Regions from separate parts of the Mus musculus genome. Here all the other regions are linked to region 1. Evidence: chromatin loops called from intact Hi-C (ENCODE). Cell type or tissue: left cerebral cortex. All regions are shown on one strand. Region 1 holds the start of Usp25 (ubiquitin specific peptidase 25). Region 2 has its middle 96 kb from the start of 1700041M19Rik. Region 3 has its middle 55 kb from the start of 1700041M19Rik. Region 4 has its middle 110 kb from the start of 1700041M19Rik.

The links. Hi-C counts contacts between places; a loop is a spot of excess contacts. Peaks named below come from ENCODE experiments on the same cell type or tissue, not always from the same donor. Only the 100,000 strongest peaks of a DNase experiment are listed, where the experiment ranks them.
Region 2: a loop joins it to region 1, with 2.7 times the contacts of the local background. A loop is called at or near these places in 4 of 42 quality-filtered maps.
Region 3: a loop joins it to region 1, with 2.1 times the contacts of the local background. A loop is called at or near these places in 4 of 42 quality-filtered maps.
Region 4: a loop joins it to region 1, with 2.0 times the contacts of the local background. A loop is called at or near these places in 4 of 42 quality-filtered maps.

The regions. Positions count from the first base shown.
Region 1 is chr16:77,012,097-77,014,596 of GRCm38, reverse strand. Usp25 (ubiquitin specific peptidase 25) reads right to left here and starts at 528. Exons shown (of 24, transcript NM_013918.2): 1 at 457-528. The coding sequence starts at 501. In left cerebral cortex, a CTCF peak has its summit at 1,041 (motif pointing left); DNase peaks (open chromatin) are centred at 293 and 958; H3K4me3 peaks cover 1,355 bases; H3K27ac peaks cover 868 bases.
Region 2 is chr16:76,913,253-76,915,752 of GRCm38, reverse strand. No RefSeq gene overlaps it. Among named protein-coding and RNA genes, the nearest start is that of 1700041M19Rik, 96 kb to the left of the region's middle. In left cerebral cortex, a CTCF peak has its summit at 1,482; DNase peaks (open chromatin) are centred at 591 and 1,244; H3K27ac peaks cover 847 bases.
Region 3 is chr16:76,954,495-76,956,994 of GRCm38, reverse strand. No RefSeq gene overlaps it. Among named protein-coding and RNA genes, the nearest start is that of 1700041M19Rik, 55 kb to the left of the region's middle. In left cerebral cortex, no CTCF peak of the experiment used is centred here; a DNase peak (open chromatin) is centred at 1,250.
Region 4 is chr16:76,897,831-76,900,330 of GRCm38, reverse strand. No RefSeq gene overlaps it. Among named protein-coding and RNA genes, the nearest start is that of 1700041M19Rik, 110 kb to the left of the region's middle. In left cerebral cortex, CTCF peaks have their summits at 806 and 1,007 (motif pointing right); a DNase peak (open chromatin) is centred at 1,113.

The sequences.
Region 1 (2,500 bases):
AACCAAACACTCTACTTGTACAGATTCCACCCTGGGTCGATGCGATGTACCTGCCCTGGAAGACAGGTAATTCGTTTTGGGGAGGTCCGGTTTTTTTTTCCCCAGAACAGCAGGCCTGGCACAATAAGACCTCCGAAAGAGAAACTGTCCAAAAGGGGTGACAAGTGACATTCTTGCAGAAGAAAAGGGACTGGAAAAGGAAGCGAAGGAGAAGAAAGTTTAATTACAAAGCCTGGCAGAGTGAGTACTGGAGGAATGCGGGGGTCACTCTGGGGACGCGGCGCCGTCGGTTCTGGGAGAGCAATCCGCAGAAGGGAGTGGACGCGAAGCCTCTCACTACTGCACACCCCGCTCCGCACGCAGCCCCGCGGGACCGAGCGCGACGCTCCCGGAGTGGCCCGGCCGGCCGGGAGGCCACGCGGCCCGTCGAGGAGCGGCGACCAGCCCGCGCCTCACCTTCTGCGCCGCGCTCTGCTGCAGCACATTCTGCTCCACGGTCATGGCCCCCGCGGCGGCCCCGCCTGTCGCGCTCTACCGGGCCCGGGGCAGCGACGCGGACGGCCCGGGAGGACGGCGCCCCCGCCAGCCGGGCGCGAAGGCGATGGCGGCGGGCGAACGCGGGCCCCGCGGGCAAGCGGCGAGACGCTACCGGAGAGCGCCACCGCGGCCGCCTCAGGTCCTCTGCGCCCCGATCCTCAGCGCCGCTGAGCCGCGGCGGCCCGGCCCATGGGCGCAGGCGACGGAGAGCACGATCAAGCCGGGCCGCGTCACGCGTTCGCACTCAGCTTCGCCTGACCGCTCCGGGGGGACCACTGCGGGCCGGCGGCAAGCGGACGGAGGGAGCGGCCACCCGGAATGGCGCTGTCCTCCGGCCGCCGCGACTCCGCCTCCAGCCCCTCCCTCGCCGCGGTCACCGCCCCCGCCCCGCCCTCCTGCCCCGCCCCCGCTCTGCCCCGCCCCACCCGTCCTAACCCTACATTGTGACCCGCGGGAGCGGAAGGAGGGGCTGTGTTGCTGCCCCGCCCCCTGGTGGGCCCCGCCCTCCGTCTAAGCTCCTCTCAGCGCGCGGGCTGGACGGCCAGAACCGCCCATCCTGCAGGTTACTGTGCACCATTTAAGGCTCTTGCTAAACTCTGACATTGCGACCCCCCGACCCCCAGTCGAGGCTAGAGCCATAGGACGGTATACCAGATCACCTTCCTGTCTAACGGTCTCCAAAACAATCAACGTCCTTCCATACCTGTAATGTCCCAAAACCTGGGCGGGCCCAGAACTCCAGCTATTTCCTATGTCACCCAAGCCTTTCTAGGAATTTCACAAGCCATGAACCTGCTGGAAGAAAAAAGTCAAATAAGCAGAACGCTGTTAGAAGTCCTTCTGGACTGTACTTTTCTCAACTATTCGTTACATACATCAGGACTGACATTCTGTGTTTATTTCATGCACTGGAATGTGTGACAGTCACTGCTAGACTGGGGATTTAAGGTTTATTTACTGAAGAGAATCTAAATGAATAGACATAAGGCAAACAACATTATGAAAGAATCACTGCCTAGATGATGCATAATTCTAATATCCCTGTTGCCAAATTAAACAAACGATTAACTACCGTATGTGGAATAGTCTACTGTAAACGGAATTGGAGGAAAAGCCTAACAGTAAGTAAGAAACCTGGAAGTAAAATATCTTCAATTGCACCAGCTAAACTAGGGACAGAGTAAGACCGAGACCCAGGGGAGGGTAGATTAATGAGCACAGGGTTACAAATACAATAATACAGTGCACATACAAGTTAGACTGTAATTTAATCCACGGCAAGAAAAGCAGGCTTGGTAAAGAATCCAAGAAATACCAGGTCTTATATCATCATAATAACTCGGAAAAAGTCTTGTAATAACTCTTTGTACTTTATAACCACATCTAATCTTCCTTTGGGATGTCTTCAACCCTCTTTTGTGATTCCTTCCTTGTATTTGTCATGTTCGTTTGACAAATTTTAAATTTTGACTTCATTCATGGTCCTAAATCCTTGACTACAAAGGTTGTGAAATGATTGGAGGTGAGGAATTTTATGGATACTGCAAGAATTCCAGAGCACATGCTGTTTATGAGAACACAGACCCGGAGAGCACGTGTCTGAGAATGGACCTCAGAGCTACGTTTCCACAGTTAGAGACCTCAGCGCTGTAACTTCTCATTCACAGAGTAGCTTTGTGATTCTCCACAGGGGAGAGAGTTTTACAAGGTCATTTTCTTCCATTCAAAAGTACAAAAATTACCTGAGATTTGAGATACTGCTCACTAGTAGTAAGCATGGAAGCACATAGCTACACATTTGATCTTCAGGACCACTGCTTTTAAAAAGTTAAAAATTAATGTGAAAAAACTATTACAATGGTTTTTTTTTAAATCTATTGCCAGATATTCAACTTTAACTTCAGGAATTTGGTAGTACAATAATTCCCCAGAGTTTCATTATTTAGTCTTAGTTTTAAAATCT
Region 2 (2,500 bases), 99 kb after region 1:
AGGAGAACAGGGGAAAAGAAGACATGGAAGGATAAATAGAGCATTAAAAAAAAAGGCCTGCAACTTGCTATTTGATTCATAATAAATTAGACTCCCCCTAACATTTACTTCCTAATTTTAAAATAAGTAATAAGCTCTCTTTAGTGATTATTATCAGGTTCAGTAACTAAAATTTGAGAAAAGGAACTCTAATCTTTAGTTATAGAATTCTGTAAGCCTCAGTTCCTAATTTCTTATGATCTTAATATTTTTAAGTTCATCTTATTAATGCCTGTGCATACTTTTATCTTTAGTTAGTAATTTTGATGAACCATTTTTATGTTAGCAATCCACAGGAATAATGTATTGGGACACTGAAGATAATTCCACTCTTTCTTTAAAATACTAATTTCAGTGACTGAGAACTTGGCTCAGTAGGCAAAAATCACTTGTTGTACAAACCTTTTAATCTCAGTTTGGAACCTGTAGAAATTCGGGCAAAGTGGCATGTATTGGAAATCCCAGCACCCCTGTGGTAAGATGGAGGGAGACATAGACAGCCACCTAGAAGCTCACAGGCTAGTGTAAGTCATACAGTGGGTGTGAATCATACAGTGCGGTGGGTGATTCAGGGGACACCCTTCCCCTAACACTGTAGAACATGAGCAGTGACAACGGAAAGTTGTCCTCTGATGTGCTCTTGCATGTCGTGGCATATAAAGGTTACTCACACACATAGCATGCCCATGGCATCACATGGAAATAAATGAAATATTTTTATCACAGTACTAGCATCACATGCTTAGGTTACACTGTTGAAGTTTGTCCTGGCTCTTTCTCCCAGCCCCAGGCTTCCTAAATTAAGACTCAGACACAAAATATATTTATAAAATCTTGGACATAGAGCTAGACTCTCCTCCGACTAGATCATGGTACCATGCATCCATCTCTTCACATCTTCCTGGGTGGATCTTCCACACCTGGCTCTTTCCCCTGTATCCTTTCTCCTCTGGGATGTTCTGTTGCCCATTTCCTGGCTAAGCTGTAGGTCATAGGCTTTTTAATTGACAAATGATACATCCATATAATATACAAGATATTATTTTCTACATTAGACATATATGAATAAACCTTCAGACTGTTGAGAAGGATCAGTAGGGCTTTAAATTGTTGATTCCTCCTATGTCAGAGAGTAGTTAAGATCAAACAGTAACAGGCCTTCTGTGCATTAACCCACTCCCCACTCCCACAGAAGCCTCCCATTATGCCTTGAAACAGCTTGTCATCCAGTTGGCAGAAATTTTATCCTTTGAGAACAACCAAATTCCACACTGTGGAGGTGTTTTTTATTTTATTTTTTAAAGGAGAACTTTCGTTTGATTCTTTCTTTTTCCCCTTGTATGCTTAAGAGTGAAGGAAAAAAGGCACCTCTTAAATGATCTTTATAAGCCTAAGTTTATAAATTTATATTTAAAGATCCATCATTCACATGGAAAAGAAACAATACATACAGATGAATTCAAGCTGAAAAAATGTACTCCCTCTCTGGACAGAATTAGAATAGTGTCTTTTGTGGCATTATTCTTGGCTTTCAGTGTTTAAATATGAAAGTTCTCTTATTTTAAATTTCTCTCCAATGGTGTTTCACTTTTAAACGAAACACTCAACTAAGCTAAAAAAAATGTAGCTGACCAATGTAGAACAAGCAAGAAACCTGATAACAGACAAGCCTCATATATTCTTCCCTGTAGACATTTTTAGCTTTCACTACAACTAGCAGTTATAACATTTGATATGAGTAGTTTCCTGTTTGTGCTTTGACTGGCTAATTTGTACCTACGTTATTAACTTGCATGTATGTTTACTTTGATACTACTACACAGCTGTGAGTTCTCTGAATAGGTACTATTCCCATTACCATCTATGCTGAGGTCCTAACCTGGCTGACTCTGCTTACTGCACAGCACCAATGGAAGAGTCTTCCAAATTACTATCTTGAAAAACACCCAAGTGTGTATAACCGAATCTCACTGATTTTCATTGAATGTCTACACTTGCTTATGATTGCAATAAGGTATTTGCAAAAAGTTTTGAATGATTATAATAATTTTAACAATAAAATCTAACAAACCATTAAATATTAGTAATCCTTTGAAAGTTGATAATAGCATGCATATATACACACATCCATATTCATACACAGACATCTGCACACAAACTTACATTTATTAATTTATCAATTTACTTCTGACTCATTTTATTCAGAAATGAAAAATTTATCTGTCAGTTGCATAGTCAGCCAAAATAACCTTCTTTTAAAAATTTGAAGAAGACCAAAGTCTAAGAATGTTCTTAATTCCACAAAGGTCATAGTTTGGACAGGCAGGGCTAGGAGTCTATGGTTGCCTACTTTTATTGGTTCCAGAATGTGTGATGCTTTGATATGGACACCAAGCAGAAACACCTGTGCCTGCAAAAGACATTCTCTTAAGAGACACATAAATATTTAAACACTTATTTG
Region 3 (2,500 bases), 58 kb after region 1:
AGATTTTACTTCAAGTTCCTCCTGGAAATATATACTGTACCTTCAACTGAACTGTTCCTCGTAAGTTAGAATTTCTGGAATTCTATTAACTTAGCAACTCAACAATTATTTCTGGGGACCCTTCATAAATTTATATGGTTATCTAGGGTTTTGTTGGGGAGTACTCAACAATTAAGTTAAATTTGAGAAGCCTATACCAACTCATGGGTCCATTTAATTTTTACTTAATCATCTCTATTTCTGTTAAACTCTGTAAAATCTGTTTTAGAAATATGTCTAGTAAACTTCAACTCTTCTTCAAAATGAAAATGGATGAATGAAATGATTTTGAAACCTAGGCAAAGAATTTTTTGTTGGTGATTCTTTCAAATATGTTTGCCACTGAATGAGAATTATATTAGAGTCTGTTTTCTGTACAAAGGGACCTTATGATTTTTTAAAATTTAGGTGTATTTTAGGTGTATTGCCTTAGTGCATAATCTCATCTGAAAAGTGAAACCAAAATTCAAGTAATTAGGAAAAAAAAAAACCCTCAATCACTAGCCAAGCATGATCAACAATTTCTCATTGAAATACTATTGATCATTAAATTTGCTCAGATTTTAAAGGTCTTTTTAGGATGAAACTTTAATGGTTTGGGGAAACAAAGAAAAACTGAAATCCATTCTTCCCATTTTTACCAAATACATTCTCAATTACTGAGTGCCTTAGTTTTTCTTTTAGTTTCTGTGATAAGATACCCCCTCCCAAACAACTTGATGGGAAAGCTATTATTTTAGGCCACAGTTCCAGGTTACAGTCTAGAAGGGCAAAGACGTCGCGCCATCTGGAGCTGGAAGAAGTCTGTCATATAATGTCCACCACTTCAAGACAACCAGGGATAGACGCAAGCTCCTCGACCGCATCTCGGCTTTTCTTCCAGCCTGGGGACCAGGGTACAATCACATCTGGGGAGGGCATCCTCCCCTTTCAAATTACACAGTCAAGAAAATCTCTTACAGGTATGGCCAGAGACCCATACACCAGATAATTCTAGATTGTGTCAAGGTGCCCATTAAAATTAACCATCATGCTCAGGGAAAAAGAAGATTTAGAAAAATAACAATTTTCAAATCCTTTTCCTGTCCTGCTAGATGAAAATTCGAGATTTTTATCTTTTCTAAAACTTAGGTTTGCAATTCTTCTTTTTTTCTTTCTATTTAAAGCTACAAGCTTTTATAATCATTCCGCCTTCCTCGCTTCAGTGAAATCCCATTCTATATGCTCTATTTTAGACTGCGTTACTGCTCTGAAACTTAAGGAAGAGCTTGTGGGTGCAGCCTCCACATGTCCTGTTCTAATACTATTCCCCTCTAATTAGATAGTTTGATGTGCCTGGAGTGTCTTTTTCTTCTTTTCTTTAAGTAGCACCTTATTTTCAAATGTGTAACAAGATGTACAAGGTACTCAAATCTTATTAAACTTGCAATTAACGGTGAAAGTGAAATTCCTTTTAATGTTCTATCAAAGAAGTAAAGAATCATAAATACAGCGAGAATTATTTGACTAACTGTACTAAAGTATCTTAAGGAAATCAGAGTATATAAGTAGTTAAAACATGAAGCAATGGGATTGAGGGTTAATTTTATCCAAAGCTTTAGTTTTGTTAATTATTAGAGGACGTGTGTTTATAAATACAAATTTTTAAAGATTTATTATTATTTTGGGTGTGTGTGCGCACTTGAGAGGGGGAGGGAGAAGAGAGAGAGAGACAGAGAGAGACAGAGACAGAGAGAGACAGAGAGAGACAGAGGCAGAGAGAGAGAGAGAGAGAGAGAGAGAGAGAGAGAGAGAGAGAGAGAGACCCTGGAACTGGAGTTACTGGCAGCTGTGAGGTGGATTGTGAGTCACTGTGCGCTAGTTATTAAATTCATTTCCTCTGTCAGAGCAGCAAGCACCCTTGCCTACTGAGTACTACCTTTCCAACCCTAAGTAAGACTTTTTAAAATAACATATATGAGCGAGGTGCAGGGAATTAGAAAGCAATCTACTTGAAATAGCCTCTGGCTCTTTCCTACTTCCAGGTTTTAATATCCCCTAGAGTTTGTTCTGAAAAAATGGGAAGAAGGTTGAGAATATATTCCCTTTTGAACCACACATTGTCTTTGCTTATTTCCGTGTGTGTAATACGTGTAGATTTGAGTATGCATGTTTGCCTCTTTTTGCCTTTCCCCTCTCTCCCCTCTCCCCTCTCTCCCTTTCTCCCCCTCCCCCTCCCTCTGTATGGCTGATGTTGGCTATGTTCTCTGAATGCTCTCCACTTAGGCAGGATCTAGTGTGTACTCTACGCTCACCATTTCTCGCTAGTCTAGTTGGCTAGCTTCTTCCCCTGATTCCTCTTTTTTGCCTACTTGAGTGCAGCTGCCATAGCTACGAGCTCTTACTGAGTTCTGAAGATCTAAACCTTAGTCTGCAGTCTGGGGGAGCTTTATTCACCAATTCTTGTCCCCAGACTGAACCA
Region 4 (2,500 bases), 110 kb after region 1:
CAATCAAACCCGATGATGTTAACGTCGCTCCCAAGATTTTGCATATATGGAGGGATATAGTTACTATGTGAAATGTCCTACATAAGCTCAAGGAAATTACACTATCCTATTAAAAGAATAATTATCTCATGTATCCCTTCAACTGGGGAGCCTAGCTTCTAGGGCCTTCCTCTTTCCCAGCAGTGGTCCCTTGGCCAAGGGATTAACCCAGTCCAACTGACACTGACGTAACCATATAATGCTGTAAATAAGAGGATATTTGTAAGAGATATTGGATAAGCAATTCTTAATCAATACTACTTCTAATAATCGAAGGTGTTAGTGATTAGATTGGGAACTTTGGACTTTCATCAAGATCAGTAAGACCTACTCTCTTGACTAGAAGGACTTGTCTCTTCGTGGGCCTTCATGTCTCTTCTAACATCATGGTTTGAGGTAGTTTTGAATCCAAAACCTCTGATTTCTGCTCTTCAGCATGGACAGCTGACTTCTGCAACAGTGGGATTTAAATAAGTCAACAAAGAAAAAAAAGTTCTAAGGGACATAGAAATGAGAACAACTTAGACAAGAAAGAAGTAAAATCAAATGTGTACATTCATCTACCTGCAAGAAGGTTTCAAAATGCCTCGTATCAGGGAGGAACACTCGGACCACAAAGACGCAACACCTCAATTTTGCTCAATGCACATAACAGATATCAGGCTCTATGCTGAATTCTCAGTGGTAACTACAAAGTGTTCTAAAAACCTAAAAACTAACAAAAAACAGCAACAAACAAGCCATATATGGAAATTAATACGAAATTCATAATTGCTGTGTTCAACTTCTTTTCATGTCTTAAAAAATTTTAAAGCCTCCAATACTAACGTTTAACATTCCTTTTTTTTTTTTTTTTTTTTTGGTCGCACATAGAGGGCTGAATTCAATCCATGTATGGACTAGATGTTGACTCCTGTTTACAGTAATTAACAAAACAAAACTTTCCCCTCCCATGTACTACCACTCTTGGACACAAGATGGCAATCGTAGTCCGTGAAATCTACAGTGATTTTTTTTTTTTTTTTTTTTTTCTTTCTTTTCCTTTTCCTTTTCCTCTGTGTGGAACAATTTCTTGGAGAAAGTTGAAGTGACATTAAAAAAACAAAGATAAATGATCAAAGCTATGACGTGAATAATTAAATAGCTAAATTCCACCGCCTGATCTCGGAGACATTTTGCTTTGCTTCCTGGGGCTTAGATGTTTTTATGGGATTGGCTACTTTCCTTCAGCCTGCACCAAATTGATTTTAGGCACATTGCTATATGTCTTTAAGTTTTTATTTTTTAAATCTGTAAATACAATAACAATATGGCATAACCGTACAATGTTGTAAATCAGATGTTATTTGTAAATGATATAGGCTAGCTATTTCTTAATCGGCACTAACTAATAATAAAGTAGGTTGATGGTTAGATTAAGAACGTTGGCAAACGTGAAAGAGTTTAAATGGGAAGGTTAGGCTTTGACTTTAAAGAAGGACAGAGAAAAAGAAGTGCAAAGGGCAGATGAGGAGGATACCTAAAAAATAAATAAATAAAAAATGTTGCAAAAAAGGCATGACGAAGCTTGCCCAAATACCTCACCCCATAGCTCTAAGACATGCCTGACAGTGTGAGTGGACATCATCACAGGATGGGTCCAAAGAAGAGTCATGACCTCCCAGTGGTTAAGTTTCCATTCCTTAAACTTGTGTGTAAATACATGTGTGTGTGTGTGTGTGTGTGTGTGTGTGTGTTTGTGTGTGCGCGCGCCTGAGCATGTAGAGACCAGAGGTCAATGCCCAATGTTGTTCTCAATGTTGTTTCTCCACCCCTGGTTTTTCGAAGCACGGTCTCTGTGAACCCGGGGCTCAGAAACTGAGCTCTACTGGCTGCCAGCAGCAGCAGCAGCAGCTCAGAGCCTCCCGTCATGGCCTCGCCAGCACTGGGGTTACGCACAGACATATGCCAGTCGGGCCTGGGTTTTATGTCTGTGCTGAGGATCCATACTTGGGCCCCTGTGCTTGTGCAGAAAGCACGATACTGGCTGAGCCATCTCAGGAGCCCCTCTACATCATCTTCATACATCGTGACGTCCACACTTGTAGAAGCTAAACAAATGCATTCACGTGCTTATCACATAGTAAGCCCTATTTCAGGTTGCTTTCTTTCATGGTTGGAGAATTTTAAAGAAGCTTGCAAAGAACTCTGGATATTAAAGTCTGGTTTAAATTCCCTGGATTTGAGCTCTCTTAGAATTGCCTGGAACAATACCGATCCAACAAACCTCTGAGCTTTTTGTGTTAATGTTAGGGATTGTGACAATTTCAAATTCTTATGCAAACAGATAGAGTGGCTCACAGCTGCAGTCCCAACACTTGGAAGGTTCCGGAAGCAGGAGGATGAGAGGTGTAAAGCTAGCCGAGAAGAGTGAGCAGTAATAATAATAGCAAGTAAACAAACACTTGCATCCGAACTTGAG